Linked DNA regions of Mus musculus: region 1 is linked to region 2. Evidence: chromatin loops called from intact Hi-C (ENCODE). Cell type or tissue: left cerebral cortex. All regions are shown on one strand. Links, peaks and the distances in the headings refer to the core of each region. The heading gives the core; the rest is flanking DNA. Region 1 overlaps Mta3 (metastasis associated 3). Region 2 holds the start of Cox7a2l (cytochrome c oxidase subunit 7A2 like).

Evidence for each region. Hi-C counts contacts between places; a loop is a spot of excess contacts. Peaks named below come from ENCODE experiments on the same cell type or tissue, not always from the same donor. Only the 100,000 strongest peaks of a DNase experiment are listed, where the experiment ranks them.
Region 1: it touches region 2 in a loop (1.9-fold over the local background); 1 of 42 quality-filtered maps calls a loop at or near these places.

What each region holds. Positions count from the first base shown.
Region 1 is chr17:83,783,411-83,792,082 of GRCm38, reverse strand. Mta3 (metastasis associated 3) reads right to left here. Exons shown (of 17, transcript NM_001379391.1): 11 at 7,748-7,806; 12 at 3,041-3,162; 13 at 282-430. Among named protein-coding and RNA genes, the nearest start is that of Gm46597, 9.8 kb to the right of the region's middle. In left cerebral cortex, for the core only: CTCF peaks have their summits at 3,075 and 4,163 (motif pointing left); a DNase peak (open chromatin) is centred at 3,093.
Region 2 is chr17:83,513,066-83,521,644 of GRCm38, reverse strand. It overlaps Cox7a2l (cytochrome c oxidase subunit 7A2 like), which reads left to right and starts at 7,312. Exons shown (of 3, transcript NM_009187.3): 1 at 7,312-7,441. The coding sequence starts at 7,370. In left cerebral cortex, for the core only: a CTCF peak has its summit at 7,038; DNase peaks (open chromatin) are centred at 7,066, 7,266, 8,028, 8,203 and 1 more place; H3K4me3 peaks cover 2,490 bases; H3K27ac peaks cover 2,224 bases.

The sequences.
Region 1 (8,672 bases), core at 2,620-5,119, 270 kb before region 2:
AACAAGACAATTTGTAAGCTCTCCTCTCAGGCAAACACCTCCCACACACACTATCCTTTTTTTTCCCCCCTGAATAATCTCAAAAGACCAATATTTTGAATACCTGGGGAAAAATTCCCATTTTTCCCGGCTCTGGTGTTCACACCCACTGTGAGTATACAGCACTAAATCCCAGTTTTGCTCATATTTGTAAGTAGTTCTGTGTTGCATTTCTGCTTCCAAGGAAGAGGCCAATAGCCAGGAAATGTGGCATTTTCAACCTGCAGACCCCTCCCACATACCTCTGCAGTCGGGCTGGGAGACTTCTCTTCGTCTGACTGGGTAGGCATTTTCAGACCTCCATACTTTTTCCAATACAGCCAACAGGTCGCGCAGAGTCTACACTGCATGTTAGGTGGGCCCCAGGAATACCACTGATGAGACTGTGTGGCTAAAGACAGAGGGGAAGGGACCAGGAAATCCATGATCTCAAATTAATGGAACCTCAGAGACACCCTGAAGCCACGGCTCCCTTACAGTGCATTGCATGGGCCTGTCTACAGCCAGTTCCTAAGGCTGTAGGCCAAGCATGAACACACACAAGATGTGCGAGTGCGGTTTTCAGTACCCCGAAGATACTAAGTTGCTTGTTTCCAGCACGCATCAAATGTTTGTCACATCTATTGAGAGGAGCCACATCTTGACTTATGCCTCAGGCTGCTGAGACTTTATTTTGTTAATTAAAATTTACTTCATTATATACATGTCTAGAAATAAGTCTTTCCATGGATATGACTATTACTCTGAAGCTCCTTGGCAGTGTGGAAAACCTGAACAGAGTGGTTTAGAAGCTCTCTTAAGGATTGCTACGGTCCTGAAGAGAGGACTCACTGCTAAGTCAGGAGAGCCAGGTAAAATCAGAAACCTGCCTGCTGTTTCTTTCCTCGGGAAACAAAATCTCACTTTAGAATTTCTTCCTGAATACAGAAAGTCCCTATCATGTGAGCAGAGCACAGCTCCTATGCACCATGCTTAGTAAGGCCTGACCCCAGCTGGTTTACTGTTTGGCTGGACACACAGCCTGTGTCAGCTTCTGCCGCTCACACTTGGGTCCCACATGAAAAGCTTCCCGAAGCGGAGCCAAAGAGCGATGGGAACCGAGGAGGTGCAACACAGTTAAACATGCAGGCCCGGACTACTACACAGAGCCTGTTTGAACGGTTGTCCCTGCCTGTAAGTCAGCAAGCACAGGAGGGTGTCCACTAAGAACACCTCACAAACCAGCATGCAGAGCTGGACTACCGCTAGCACTAGACCTGGGCTGGGCATGGAAAGCCCCTGGGTCCAGTCCCCTACCCACACCAAAAGAGCCAGAAAATAGACTACTACACGTAGTTGTAGTTGCCTTTAGCCAATTCAGAATAACTTCCATCATGTGCCGCTCTTGGAAAATTCCTTTCAAGCCAGGCCAAACCCCTTTCCCCTTTTAACTTAAAACATATAATAAAGTTGGCTTTTTCCAGGCAGATTTTGCACCAACATTTTCATTATATGCATGTGTCATGAGTACAGGTGCCCTAGAAGGCCAAAGGTGCCGGGCACACCTGGGGCTAAAGTGACAGTTGATTGTGTGCCCCTGATGTGAGTGCTGGCAACCACACTCAGGCCCTCTGCAAGATCAGGGCACCCGCTGGAGAGTGGTGAGAGTGGAGCGTGGCAGGCATGGCTCTGGCAGGCCGTACCCTTCTCCCTCATTCCCTCTGCCTTACTGAAAACCGTTAGACTACATCCCTAAAGCTAACCACAAGGCCTATTTCCTTACTTGGCCACTTCCTCCTCCTTAGGCTGACTACCAAGGTCCAGCAATCAAAGTCTCTGCAATCCAAAGCCCCCTTTGGCTCATCTAATTAACATGCCCAATTAAAATTAGTCACCTCACTCTAACACTAAGACTCCCCTTGTACCTTTATAAGCCTCCATTTGCCTATGCGCTCGTCCGTCTCCTCTCTCTGCAGAGGCCTCAATGAGACAGACACCCCTCCCCCCGCCTCCTCTCCTTCCTCCTCATCCTCCATCTCCTATGTTTGTCTCTTATTCCCTGTCCTCTGTCCTTCTGGGGCAACTGGCTCTCCTTTGTGTGAGAACCTGATCCTGGGCTGATACTTTTCCTTAGACTCTTTACCCCTGAGCTAGCTCTCTAGTCCCCAACTTGACTGTTGACATCCAGATGAGGGCACCAAGGACACATATACATACGTCCACCTGCACACGTGTATACCCACATAGGAATGTGCACACATAGAAGAAGAAATAGAGTTGGGCTGTGGTGGCACATGTCTGTGATCCAATCTCTCCAGAGGATGCTGAGGCAAGGGGGTGGCGAGTTGGAGGCCAGCCTGTGCTCGAGGGAGACCCTGCCTCAAGAACCTGACCCATAGCAACAATGACAGAGAGGAGAGCCTCTGCTGTTGTTTGAGATTTAAAACATACAATGTATCGGCTGCGGGCCAGACCATCTCCATAGCCCCATACAACAGGGGCACACATAAGAACCCTGCAAGCAGAGGTGTGCACAGTAAGGCCCGAGGCCAAAAGCAAATATCATAACCTGGCCTTTCCCCACCTGGTGCCCTGGGAGCTTGAGGGCTGTAAGCTCTTATCCCCACACCTGCCTCTTCGCTACAAGTAGCAGACACATTTAATTTGTCAGAGGACATTGAGGAACTCCAAGAGGGGATTTGGTATGTATCACAGCACAAAGTGAATATAACAGCATACAGTTCAAACAAACAAACAAACCCTGCCAGCAAGCATAGATCCACAGAAGAAAACCAGAGCCAATGCACACTCACCTTAGCAAGAGCGCTCAGCCAATATCCACTGATCCCAGCGTGGGCTTGTGTGTGGGGGTGGGGGTGGGGGGGGAGCGGACACCCGCTCACTGAAGAGACGCTGCCCTGTCTCTGAGCAGCAGGCATGCTTTCTAGAACCTTCTCAGTAACCCACCCCACAGCAGAGGACAGTTCCCACACTTAGCCAGGCCTGGCCTGAGCAGACTTACCGTAGCAGCTCTCGCAGGCTCGCCCTAGGAGGGCGCTCTGGGGCTGAAACTGGGTCCCCACAGCTCCATTCACAGTGCCAGCCTTGCCGTTGCTGCTGGAGATTTGGTTGGGATTTGGTTTGCTGCTTTCAATGAAATGTAAAGTGAGATGATAAAAACAATTTGTAGGACAAGGTCAAAAGCAGGCACCTCCTTACTAATTTCCCTTCCCTGAAATACGAACAGATACTTAATCCATTTAGTGAGGAAGACAGAGACTGGGAAAAGCAGGGTGTGAAGATGCACCCAAGTATGGGAGGCAGTGAAGGGAGACAATGAAAAGGAAGTATGGTGGGAGGTGCGAACAAGGATGCTGGGATGGACCCAGGACTTTGTACACTAACCTAAAAAAAAAAATAACAACAACCGCAAACACATACACCAAACAACAACCAAAAGAAAAAGAAAAAAAAAAACAAAACAAAACGAAATACATTGGCACACATGATTCCAGGAACTTACATAAGAGGGTATATTTGGTGCAATGATAAGAAAAAAGAAACAAAATAAAACCAAGGCACTCATTTTGCAAAACAGAGCTATAAAACAGCCAGAGTCCTGTCTCAGGCACTCTGCGGCGAAGGCATGGCTCCTGTGGACACCATACCGGTGCCAATTCTCCACAGCTCGCTGTACTTTTGAAAGACAGAAGCCCCTGGGCTTTATCTTCATCAGACATTTTCCTGACAAAGACAGCCTTTGATTGGGTGTTAAGGTAAGGGCAGTGCTGTGGGGCTGGAAGAGCCCTGGCTCCTCTCCTGCTTGGGATGACGCTGTGGCCGCTACAGTGCTCCCGAGGGGGTGAGGCTAGCTTTGCAGGGCCACCCGCCACACACAGCCAAGGAGCACCTGTCCCAAGCTCGAGATAAAAATTCACATTATGTTTTCTGAGGCAGATTAGCAATTGGATGAGAAAGCTTTTGAGTTCATGTTTTAGATTTGTTTTTCCCTCTTCTGTTTTAAGAAAACACTTTCAGGGGCTGGCAAGATGGCTCAGCGGGTAAGAACACTGACTGCTCTTCGGAAGGTCCTGAGTTCAAATCCCAGCAACCACATGGTGGCTCACAACCATCTGTAATGGGATCTGATGCCCTCTGCTGGTATGTCTGAAGTCAGCTACAGTGTACTTATGTATAATAATAAATAAATCTTTGAAAAAAAAAAAGAAAACACTTTTAGGAGAAAAAAAGACATAGGTCAGGAGGCTAAGTACAAACGCATCAGAGACGCTGGTAAAACTGAATGCAGACTGGCCAGCACAGCTCTAACTCTTTAAACACATAGGCTGCACATGTCAGGGCACTTACTATGTAAACAGAGCTGACAGTAGGCTAACCCCTGCTTAGAGCTGTGCCTACAGCTGCATGCACAGTGCACACCATTCAGAAATACAGACTCACTACATAGGAAACAAAGATCTGCCCCAGAAGAGCTTCCTGCTAGTGAACCTTTCATCTCTGTTACACTGTGAGACCCCTCTCCCCAGCTCAGGACACACACATTCACAAACAAACAAACAAACAAACAAACGAAACAGGTTTTGTTGTTTGTTTAGTATTTTTGGAACAAAAAGAAGAGAAGCGGGGCTGGCACTGTAAGCCTTTAATCACAGCCTCCAGACAGTGGCAGTGGCATCGCTGTGAGTTCAAGGACAGCCTGGTCTACAAAGTGAGTTCTAGGACAGCCAGGGTTATGGAGAGAGTGAGAGAGAGCGAGAGAGAGAGAGAGAGAGCGAGCGAGCAAGAAAGAGAGAGAGAGAGAGAGAGAGAGAGAGAGAGAGAGAGAGTCTCAAAAAAGAAAAGAAAGGAAGTAGTTCAGAGAAACTCAAGTTCCCAAAGAGGTGTTAACATTTCCAGTTGAAAAGGACTCTGCCATGGACTGGCTCAAACAATGCCCCTACTCACTTAAATCTAGTGAAACGTTTCCCAGAAATGTGGAAACTTGGCATTTAAATGCAGGACTAAAGATTTGAGTCTAAGAAGGGCCAGTGCTGGGCTGGAGAGACGGCCCAGTGGTTAAGCGCACTTGCTGTTCTTGCAGACGACCTGGGTTTGATTCCCAGCACCCACACAGTGGCTCACAACCGTTCACAACTCTGATTATTATGTGTAAATAGTAACTTGAGGCAGGTCCAGGGAGGATAATGACAGGTATAAAATGTTCCAGGTTGTGAGAGACCGTGGGAGGGTGTTTTAGAGGAAGGACAGTTTCACGGAATATTTTCATAAACATTTCTTGGTGCCCACAATGCAGTGGCTTTGTGTACTGGTCAGTGTGTTCAGTGTATGCTGCACTTACATTCCTTACTCCTTTTATGATGGAACAAACTCGCAGTGGCCTCACCTAATATTGCGCCACCTTCTCTGAGCTTGGTGACTCGCAGGAACAGTCACCTAACTGTGGACCTAACCTTGACAAGCCGAGGTCAGTCACCTCCCAAACAGCACCGCTTCCAAAGCTCTTCCTAGGTCAAGCTGGTGCCATCTCTCCTCCTGAGCACCCATAGCCAGTCTCCCCATATATGCCCTGCTGCTCCCTGGATCCAAATGAAACCTGTCATCTTCAAGACCATGACTCCTCTTTCAAATTTGTCCATTCTTCAAATCATGGGTACCCATACTGCACTGCCCTGCCCCTGGGGCTGGCTGACTACTCTCTTCACACCAGGCACACCATTTTTCTCCAGGCTCCTCTATTGTGTTCGGTCCTGTCCCAGCTCAGGACACCACTCGCTGTTCAGTGCAACTGCCTGCAGCCATGTGCACTCACACTTACTTCCTCAAAGACTCTTTTTGGGGGGGGGGCATAACAAAATATTTACAGCTCCTCCCCCAACGCTATCTTCTTGGTCACTGTTCTTAGCAGGCAAGGTCTGCGCAAGGTCTGTACCACATGCCTCTGGAGGGCAGCTGATCTTCTTAACCTGCCCTCGGAACTAAACACAAGGTTTTGACTGTAGGAGGCTGCCAGGTTCAAAACAGGACAGAAAAAGAGCTTTCATGATCTATTGAAATAACAACATTCTATTTCCCAGTTAACTGGGAAATTCATTGGGGAGGAACCAGATTTACATACAACTCTGTTACTCAGCTTATTTTTAAACAATGCAAACGAGGCATATTTTTTATGAGTATGATTAGAAATTGTTCTCCAAGGATCATTTAAATCTAGATGTAGGAAACTTTTCTTATAAATGGCTCAGTAGTAAAGAAGTTTAAGTTTGTGGGTAACACAGTCACAACAACTAAATTGTGTGCTTGTGACATTATTGCAGGTGGCTTGGACAATCTATAACTAATACGCAAGACTGTGCTCCAGGGAAAGTTATTTTCAGAAACAGTTGACAATTGAGATTTTTATCCAGACTACTGTGTGGATCCCTGGCTCAGATAAAGACACCAAAGCCAGGGTACATTGAATAAAATCAGTCATTGGGTCACTGAGTCCCCACAGGTGCCGCGTGTTCGCTCTGAGGTGTCAGCACTGTGGGGCACTGTGGGACAGGGGCAAGGCTGTTTGCCCTGAGAAGCTCAGACTTGAGTCACAACCAGGGTTTTTCTTGTGGAACAACATATTTTGAATTTGTAAAGTAAATACATAATTTTAAAGGATATCAAAACAACACTGCAGAAGAAATAGAATAATTATGGGATGTGTAAATTACAGCTTTCAAAAAGTAAAAGAAAGCCAGGTGTGGTGGCGCACGCCTTTAATCTAAAGCACTCGGGAGGCAGAGGCAGGCAGTCCTCTGAGTTCGAGGCCAGCCTGGTCTACAGAGTAAGTTCTAGGACAGCCAGAGCTACACAGAGAAACCCTGTCTCAAAATAATAAAAAAATAGAAAGCAAAACAAAACACCCCCCCACACACACACACAACAACAAAACAACAAGAACCATGACAAGTACATCAGTTATGCCCTGAGGTAAATGTCCGCGAAGCCTCCTGCGTGTACGAACATGTACTATGCAATATACCCAGACCCAGCACAGAAACATCTACACAGAATTGCTGGTTTTAGCTCAAAGAATTTGAAAAATCTTGAAGTGGCAAAGAGAAAGTTGTCGTAGATTTGAGTAACCAAACCTAAGACATCAACGATGGACGAGTGTGATGCCCTTAACACAGATGGAGTGAAAAGAAAACTGACACTCACTTTTATACGACCATGACCTGAAAACCCAAAAGATGTGATAGGATGCTAGATGCAGGAAACAACCAGAACCTATTGACCATCTCCTCACGAAGTGTGGTCCAAGAAAACAACGTAAACCCCTCAGCAAATCATGCAAACAACACACCTCACAGTAACGAGGCACACTACCCAAGGACGCTCCTCCTGCCCTGCAGAATTCTCACTAAGTCCTAGCTGTGTCAAACAGCTGCTTTTAGTAACACGGTTACTCTCTCTCTCACAGGGACATCTGACACTTGCCCTGTAGCTTCATACAAAAACAAGCTGCGCTTGAGCCTCCAGCCCTTGTGCAGGTCACCCACTCCTTCCCAAAGTTGTTGCGTAGGACAACAGAAAACAAGTTCTGAGCTTCGAGGAGGAAAAACAGGTAAGAAAGACACACAAAACTATTCAGGTTTGTCACAGCGAACAAATGGCGTGCTTGGAAGGGCAGGGTTAAGAGCAGGACAATGTCTCAAAGGACTCGATTACTTACTAAGTCGGGATGTACACTTGTTTCAGTTTGCTCTCGGCTTCTGCGGCCTTTAGGCGCTTCTAATTCAAAAGATAGACAAGACGTTTTACGTGGAATGCATACCAATCATTAACACCCCATCTGCCTTACAGTGCACAATTCATTATCTTAAGACTTCTTCCATGTACATAAGCTAAAGCCTCAGTAACTTTTAAGAGAGCCATTAGCTTCTGAACCACAGAACTGTAAGCATACGCAAAACTCCACTTCCCAATCTTCTATTGTTGTTGTTGTTTTCTGACACAAGTTTTCTCTGTGTAGCCCTGGCTGTCCTGGAAATCACTTTGTAGACCAGGCTGGCCTCGAATTTGCAGAGATCCGCCTGCCTCTGCCTCCCAAGTGCCGGGATTAAAGGCGTGCGTCACCATGTCTGGCAGCTGCCCAATCTTCTATGAGGAAACTCTAAGGACTTTTCTGGTGTGCGTGAGTGTGTGATTTGGACCTGTGGCCCCACATATGCCAAGCACGTGCTCTACCACGAAGCTTTACCTCCAACTCTCAGGACAGTGACAAGGGCCATTCTTATTTTTACAGGTTTAGTTTCCCATTTTACCTCTTGTCTTTCTGAAAGGAATATGCGTGCAAACACTGCCCCCCACCCCCAATACAACATTTGCTTTTAGAAAAATTATTTAGTATCTAAACTCTATGCAAGAGAGAGTGACTGTAGTTACTCAGAATAGAATGGAACAGAGCTGTACCCTCACGTGATGGAGCACATGCAGTAACTAACTATCAGTCAGTTCTGAGACAGAGCTCGCTATTAGGCTGAGCCTGGCCTGGAACTCACCACCATGCTGTTCAGCCTTGCCTCAGACTCCCAAGTGCAGGGATTGCCGGTCTGTACTGTGCCTGGCTCTGTAAGACCCGTCAAGCCTGTCTGAAC
Region 2 (8,579 bases), core at 6,080-8,579:
CCATACCCTCCCCCACCATTTTTATTTTTATGTAATATCGTTTCCCATACAGGCCCGACCTCCTGTTGTGTGTGTGCATGAGTACACATGTGCGTGTGTGGTGTATGTAGTGTGTGCATGTGTGTGTGCGCGCGTGCGTGTGTGTGGGCTTGTCCCTGTGCACATGTGCCTGTGGGGACAGGCCAGAGGACATCTCCGATGTCATTCCTCAGTCCTCATGTTCTTTGCCTTTTGAGACAGGTTCTCTCACTGGATCTCACACTCACAGGCGGGCTAAGCTAGCTGGCCAGTGAGCCTCAGGTCAGCTTTTTTCTGCCTCCCCTTGCTACGTATAGGAATACGTCATGGTCACAGTGCTTGGCTCTTTTGTGTGGGCTAAGGATCAAACTCAGGTACTTAAATTTGTGTGATAAGCGCTTTACCAGTTAAGCTAGATTCCCAGGGATTTTTTTTCCATATTTTAGGTTACAGTTTTAATTATAACCCATTCCTCTCAGATACTTTTCAAACAGGGTCTGTGTCTGATACACACACACACACACACACACACACACACACACACACACTTAATATATTAGATATGTATTAAAGCTTTCCAGCCCATATTGTCATATTCAATTCTATTAGCCTGTTGTTATATATTTATATATATATTCTGTAGTCAAGAGGAGCTAATGAAGTATTACAAGGGCACAAACCTGGTGGATTTAGAGTCTGTGATCAAGATCTCCAGACTAGCCCTGGCATAGACTACTCCATGTTTTCATACTGGATAGGTTCAGGTGAGAGTTTTCACAAGAAGTGCCTTAGAAGAAAATGGCCTGTCAATCATCCAAATGAGATGCAGGAGTGCGCTGATTTGATTACAATCGGGGTGTAGTTCAGGCTGGTCTCAGCTTTGCTATCTAACTCATGCTGGTCTTGAACCCTGACCCTCCTGTGTGTGCCTCCTGAGTGCTGAGCTTACAGATGTGCCACTAAGCCTCATTTCAAGGGTGTGATTCTTCATCTTTCCTCCCAATTGCCAGTCTTCTCAGCTGTCGGCAGAGCGTGGAAGTGACTGTCCATTCTCACCAGGATGCATGGAGGTAGTGTTTGTCCATTTTTGAACTCATTTGCTGACTTATTCACTCACTCACTCACTCACTCACTCACTCACTCACTCATCCTGTCTATAAAAAGCAGCACTATATTGTGTTAGCTCTAGAGTGCAAAATGGCCCTGGGGCCAATTCCTGAGTGCTTTAGCACTTGGAAACTGTCACTCAGTAGTTCTCACATCTATCCAGGGTGCTTAAAGAAAGACTGAAATTGACTATAGTTTGGAATATAGATACAAAAGAAATATTTTCTAAATTCTAATTTATATGCCTTTTGGGGAGTTTTGGTGTCTGTTTTGTTTTGTTTGTTTGTTTGTTTGTTTGTTTTGACAGAATGTCTCTGTGTAGCCCTGGCTGGCCTGGAATTCGTTATGTAGATCAAGCTAGCCTAAAACTCAGAGTGATCCACCTGCCTTTATCCAGATGCTGTCATTCATGGTGTGTATCGGCACAGCAGGTCACCTCTTAGGGAATGTGTGTTATTGTATGTATACACAATGTACACATACTTATGAAGGTAATATATGCACATTGTAAAAACATTTCAATCCTGCAGACGTATATGATGCAGAGGGCAAGGATGCCCAGGGATTAGGAGTAGCCCTCTGTCACCTCCAAACTAGGGAAGGCCACTGTTTCCCTGCCGTGCCGCGGACAGAACAATATACATGCTGTATTTTTATAGACAATTTAATGTAAAGCAGCTTGAGTCTTGCTCTGGAGCTCAACTTTTCACTGCACATAATTAAGTGTATTTAAAATGATTTAAAATAAATTATGAGTCATACCTCAGCCTTTCTTTACCAGTGAAATGAAATGTGATGTGTCAAACTTGAGTTAAATCCATAATCTCCTTGGATGCGCTTTTGACTTACTTGGAAGCAGGCAGGCAGGCAGGCAGGCAACTCGGAGGCAGCTTCCTGCGCCATGTTGCCATTCAACAGTGAGAAGAAGGTCAGAGTAGGGAGATGATGCCAATATGTCCATCCCAAACTGCAAGAAAGCTGTCCTGACTCAGCTGCCGCTTCTTTGTCCCTTGGGCTAGAAATGGGCCATTCAGACATTCCTGGCTATGACTAGGCCAGGCTTCTACAAAGGGCTGTTTTAAAGTAAAAATATAATCCTAGATTTTAGGTTTTGAAGAGAAAACTCCACATACCAGTTAAGGGATTATTTCACAAAAAAAAAAAAAAAAAAAAAAAAAAAAAAAAAAGGAATAAAAGGTAACAGCTGAGTTTTCTTCCACATGAAAATTACCAAATAATTGCCCAGGGTGTCACCATAAGCATCAGAAACTGAGCTTGGCCCTCAGTGTGCTTTTCCAGCGCTTTTCCAGAGGTTTTCTGGAGGGTGATCGGCAGCAGTTTTAAATATCAGATTGTGAGGAAATATACTCCCTCTCTTCCTGTTCCTGCTTATTTCCTTATTGCCAAGGATGGTGGATACAAGTCACAGAGAGGTATAATGTCACTTTGACACCACACCTGCTCCACCCCATTTCCCACCAGGGACACAACCTCAGAATGGCCACAACTCACCTGCACACATCCCAGGATCACAAGTGTCACCCAGTACACACATTTGGCAATGAAATAAGCAATACAGCAAGGAAAGGTGGGGTTTCTTTGGGACTCTGCCCTGGACATCACTTCTTCATGGGAAATATCCCTAAGACAAATGCTCACCAACAAAACCTTGAGTATCTACTTCTAACAGGAGACGTCAAAGCAGGTAATATATGACTCCTTTGGGAACAAGGAAAAATGTAAGGGACCCAAAAGAGGGTTCACAATCACCCTGACTGTTATGGGGCCTAAGTGTTTTTAGCCTGTGAGCCCGACTCGCCAGCAAAGCAGACGCCACAACAGGATCCTTCTGCACACGTTTATTGGGAGAGCATTTACTGTATAGGCAAGAAGACCCTGAGCCCAGAACTGGTGCTGCTTATATAGGCATAGGAGAGGCGTCTCTCACACCCGGATTGGTTATACATTCTACCTCATTTGCATGTTCCTCATCTGATTGGTTATTCTCTCTCAGTACCTCACTGAGGCTCATTATCATACCTCATTTGCATGTCTCTCATCTGATTGGTTATTCTCTCTCAGTACCTTGCAGAGCCTCATTATCATGCCCAGGCCAGGCAGTGACTTGGTGAAAAACTTTACTGCATATGTACACATTGGTTGCTTACCCAGACTTATGCGTGGTGGCCAGCGGTAGCCAGCGCCACCTTGTAATGGCATATGTGGCTTCCCACATTAGCCCTATCTTACCTACCATGTGTCAATCAAAACAGAAAAAAAAAAAGCCAATTCTAGGAAAGATTAAGAGAATTAAAAATTAAGAATTATTTCACAAGGCAGATCCTATCTATGTTGAGCATAACTCAGTTTAAACTTTATATTGGCTTCCATCCACGGCCTACATGCTCTCAGAGAGCAGCCTTCCAGAGGCCGTTAGCACACAGCCCTCAAAAGCAGCAGCATTTCTTCTGGTCCACCAGTTGGCATCTGCACTTGGTCATATCACTCAGCATTTGGCAAGCTTTTATACCCTGGGCTCTGGTCACTTCCCTTTAGAAGTCCATCTGGAGAACAACCTGAAGGTATCATGATTTAAAAAAAAAAAAAAAGAAGCTGTCTGGTGCTGGGTGGGATGCGCGGTGCGGGTGAGGAGAGTGTGCCTCAGTGCTGTCAGAGGCTGCTGCATCTTATTTGGGAAATGAGACAAAAATCTCTCTGTGATCAGCCACTCCATGTGACATCCCAACCCACACTCTGCTACTGACATTTTATCTCCCACTGAACAGCCCGGCTGGTGTAACATTTTCAGGATTCTTAATTTATGTCTTGCAGGATCTAAAATCAGAAGGCAGGGATTTTAAGAAAATAAGCAGTGTTGACAGGCACCTTTATACTTCAAGTAGCTGCCACACCTGGATGCCGCTAGACACTGGGCAGCACTCTCTCCTACCTCTTCCAAAATATGCCTGGAAGACAGGATGAAGATGGGAGCTGTCCTAAGCCGTTCACTTTTCTTATTCCGTATAAACCTAGGAAAAACCTTTCCTTACAACCAGTATATGTTAGCAAGTTGTTGCTGCCTCCTCCTCTCCCTCCTCTTCCTCCTCCTCCTTTTCCCCTCCCCCTCCCCTCCTCCTTCTCCTCCTCTTCCTCTCCCTTCTCCTCCTCTTCTTCTTGGTTCTCAACCTGTGGACCTGTGGGTTGCCTGGGGGGGAGGTCGCATATCAGATACCCTGCATATCAGGTATTTACATTTCAATTCATAACAGTAGCAAAATTACAGTTATGAAGTAGCAATGAAATTAATTTTGTGGTTGGGGGTCACCACAGCACGAGGAACTGTACTAAAGGGTCACAGCATTAGGGAGGTTGAGAACCACTGACTTAGAATAACTGAGATCTAAGTAACCATGCTGTCTTAGTTAGGGTTTTACTTCTGTAAACAGATACCATAATCAAGGCAACTCTTATAAGGACAATATTTAATTGGGTCTGGCTTACAGGTTCAGAGGTTTAGTCCATTATCATCAAGGTGGGGGCATGGCAGCATCCAGGCAGGCATGGTGCAGGAGGAGCTTAGAGTTCTACGTCTTCATCTGAAGACTGCTAGTGGAAAACTCACTTTCAGGCAACTAGGATGAGGGTCTTAAAGCCCACATCCACAGTGACACACCTACTCCAACAAGGCCACACCTCCTAATAGTGCCCCTCTCTAGCCCAAGCATAGACACACTGTCACACAAGTTAATTGATCTTCTTGTCTATAGCCAAGTTCTGTTGAGACCCGAAAGGACAAAGCAGCTTAGGTCATGAACTTTACATAAGCTTTATAGTCTCCTGAATGGTTGAGTCTCTGATCGTGAGTAAAGGAGACGGGGTAACGATGGCTACCCCTCCATTGAAGAGGGAATGAGGTTTCACAAAGGGCCATCATCAGGCTTAAATCATTCAGCTGCAGAGAAACTAGAACTCAAACAGAAATTGTGATTTTTTTAAATTTCTTTTCTTTGTGTTACATCATACCATGCCTTTGTAAAGGTATCACCCTGGCTAGACTTATGTCAACTTGACACACAAACTAGTGTTATCTGAAAGGAGGGAACCTCAATTGAGAAAATGCCTTCATAAACTCTGGCTGTAGGGCATTTTCTTAACTAGTGATTGATGTGGGAAGACCCAGCCCATTATGGGTGGTGCCATCCCTGGGCTGTTGGTCTTGTGTTCTATAAGAAAGCAGGCTGAGCAGGCCAGAGAAAGCAAGCCTGTAAGATCTGCCCCTTCATGGCCTCTGCATCAGCTTTGGCCTCCAGGTTCCTGCCCTACTTGACTCCCTGTCTTGACTTCCTTTGGTGATGAACGGCAATGTGGAAGTGTAGGCTGCATAAACCCTTTCCTCCTCAATTTGCTTTTTGGTCATGGTGTTGGTTGCAGCAACTAAGCCTGGGTGGACAGTAAGGTTGGATTACTCATCATTAGAAGCTGCTGGAATCTTTGCTGTTCAGGGTATTTGAGGTGCTGAAGACAAAGGCAGGATGCTAATTCACACCCTTGCTCTAGAGTGCTCAGCCTTGAGTCTTTTCTTCTTATTCTTTAAAGATTTATTTACTTATTATATGTAAGTACACTGTATCTGTCTTCAGATCCTCCAGAAGAGGGTGTCAATCCCATTCTGGACGGTTGTGAGCCACCATGTGGCTGCTGGGATTTGAACTCAGGACCTTTGGAAGAGCAGTCAGTGCTCTTAAAACCGCTGAGCTCTCTCTCCAGCCCTGGATTTATATCTATTTATCTGTACTCTTGAGCCTGGTGCCTGACTCTGCCACTAATTGCTGTCCTCAGCAAGTCGCTCCGTTCTTCTGTGCTGTAAAATAGAGATGGTCATAGTACCAATTCTCGGGTTGTGGGGGTTCAATGCATTTAGAGAAAATACTATGTTAAGCTTGGCATCATCAGCTATTCATTACCAACTTACATTTAAAATATAGTATGCATAAATCTATAATGTGTGTGCAAAAACCTCTGGTTAAATGATAGGACTAAAAACTTGTTCCTGGAGGTTAGGAAGCCGGCACACTCTGTTTATGCAGTATTCGACTCAGAGTGGAAGCTTAAGTCACACTGCATGGTGCGGCAGAGTATAACCATAACCAGGAAGCTGTAACTGCGCATCATTCAAGCAGAAGGTAGAGATTTCACAAGTGTTCCCAGTCACCTCCCCTGCATACGTTTATCTCAAAGAACAGGGCCTAGGAAGAGATGAGCAACCAAATGAATGCTGACAAAATCTCACTCTCAAAAGCGCAAGATGCACACACAGGTGCTTTAAGTTTACGTCTACACAAAGCCTATAGATTCTTCCCTCTTCTTCTCCCCTCTCTCTCTTTCCTTCTCCCCTCTTTCCTTCCCTCTTCTTCCCTCTTTTCTCCCTTCCCTCTCTTTCCTTTCTTCCCTCTCTCCCCTTCCTCTTTCTTTTCTCTCCTCCTTCCCTCTTTTCTTCCCTCTTTCCTCTCTCTCCCTCACCTCTTTTTCCTCTTCCCCTCTACCCCTTCTTTCCTTTCTTCCTCTCACCATCTCCCTCCTTGATCTCTCTTCTCTTTTCTCCCCTTTCCTCTTCTCTCTCCTATCTCCTTCTCTCCCACTCTCTTTCCTTTCCTGTCACTTTTCCCGGCATTGAGACAGGATTTTGCTTACAGGCGATGCACTCACGGCTCCAAAGAGCTGTTCTTGTCATAACTGAGGTGAAATTCCTAACAACCCTTGGTACATTAAGACCCCTCAACAGATACTAATAACCCTGAAATGGGGCGGGACCTGGGCCTGACGAGACCCCACCCACGTCCTGGGCCCGCCCCCGCTCTAGGCCCCGCCCAGAACTCGCTCTGACCGACTGTGTCGCTCTCAGCCGCCCTCTTTGTCCACAGGACGCTTGCGCACCTGTCAAGGCGCCTTGGCACTGCCCACATCCAAGTGAGTGGTACAGAGAAGCCTGAGTTTTCGGGAAGCCTGAACACAGCCTCTTTCCATGTCTTTTAGAGTTTGTTTTCGTTTCTAGGTCTTGAGAAAGCGCGGTTTTTTCCCCCCGACGTTGCGTAGGAGGCTATGTTTTAAGTCAGGCGTTCTCTAGACAGTCCGCATTTTGGATTAAGGTCCTTGCGCTGAGCTTTGGGCGGGCCTAAGGGGAAGCCGGGTCCTTTTCTAGGGCGGTCGCACAGGCAGCGGCGGTGCGAAGCGGGCCTCCGCCAACATGTACTACAAGTTTAGCAGTTTCACGCAGAAGTTGGCTGGAGCTTGGGCTTCGGAAGCCTACACCCCGCAGGTACACTTTTGCCGCGTCGCCTTGGGCCGGAGAACAGCAGCCCGAGGCAGGCAGTTGCGAGGTTCGAGCCGTGAAGGGTTTCTGCCGGCCGACCGGTCCGGCTTGCTGGTGTCCCCTGGTGTCCTTAACCACGCAGGCTTGGAGCGGTCGCCGAGGTTTCTGGGTGTGTGCTGCACCCTAGGCGAGGTTTGCATGGCACTGAACTCAGGTCTGATACCTTGCGGGGGTCAAGGTGACCCCTGGGGTGGTTGCTTGTTTAAGGTGGATTTCCCGTAGAATCTGTGAAGGATTGCAGAAGGTGACATAACTGTGTTTGGGTTTCTGCTCTCTCTGGTTGAGGTGGCCTTTGTGACTTCCTCTTGTTACTGGCCCTGTCACAGCCCAGAAAGCAGCTTTACCCAGCTACCAAATGGAAGACTGGGAGGGCGGATTTGAGAAGCTCGCTCATAAGGCATGGGAATATATATATGTGTATACATACATACATACATACATACTGGGGAAAGCATCGGAAGTGACACCCAACGAGGTTTATGCTTTTGCTAGTTTTAAAGTGGCAGACGGTGACCGTTGACTACTGGGCAATCTGACATTATCCAGGTTCCAGTTAGATCCTATCAATGGCGTTCCCATCTCCAATCTCAGTGTTGTGAAAATGTGGTATTTTAGAGTTCCACTTAATACTGGGTTAGTACTGAATTTAGCAGCCTTAATCTAGTGACCTTGACTGCCCCTTCTAATTCGGGGCAGCATTAACTTGGGTTAAATGTGATGTGTCGAGTGAGCAGATTTTCTGGCAGATGGTTGGTGCTGGATAAATGCTATATATTCTCCTGAACTGAATCACTGCTCAGCATAGTTCGAGAAGCCTTGGTGGGACACGAAGCTGAAAAACCTTGAATAGTAAGTGACCTGTATGGGCTGTAAAAGAGATTGTCATTACTGCCTCTTTTCTACCCCTATGGGACACTCCATCTTAAGGGACAGTGTTTAAGTATGATTTCATTACAAGAGTAGATGTGCTTTCAGGAGAGAGGAGGCCAAGAAGGGTCGTATGGGAGGTTGAGGAGGAAAAGTCTCAAGAGTGTTTAGGTGTTCAGTGTCTAGTGCTGTGTTGTGTCTGGTAGCTGCTGAGGTT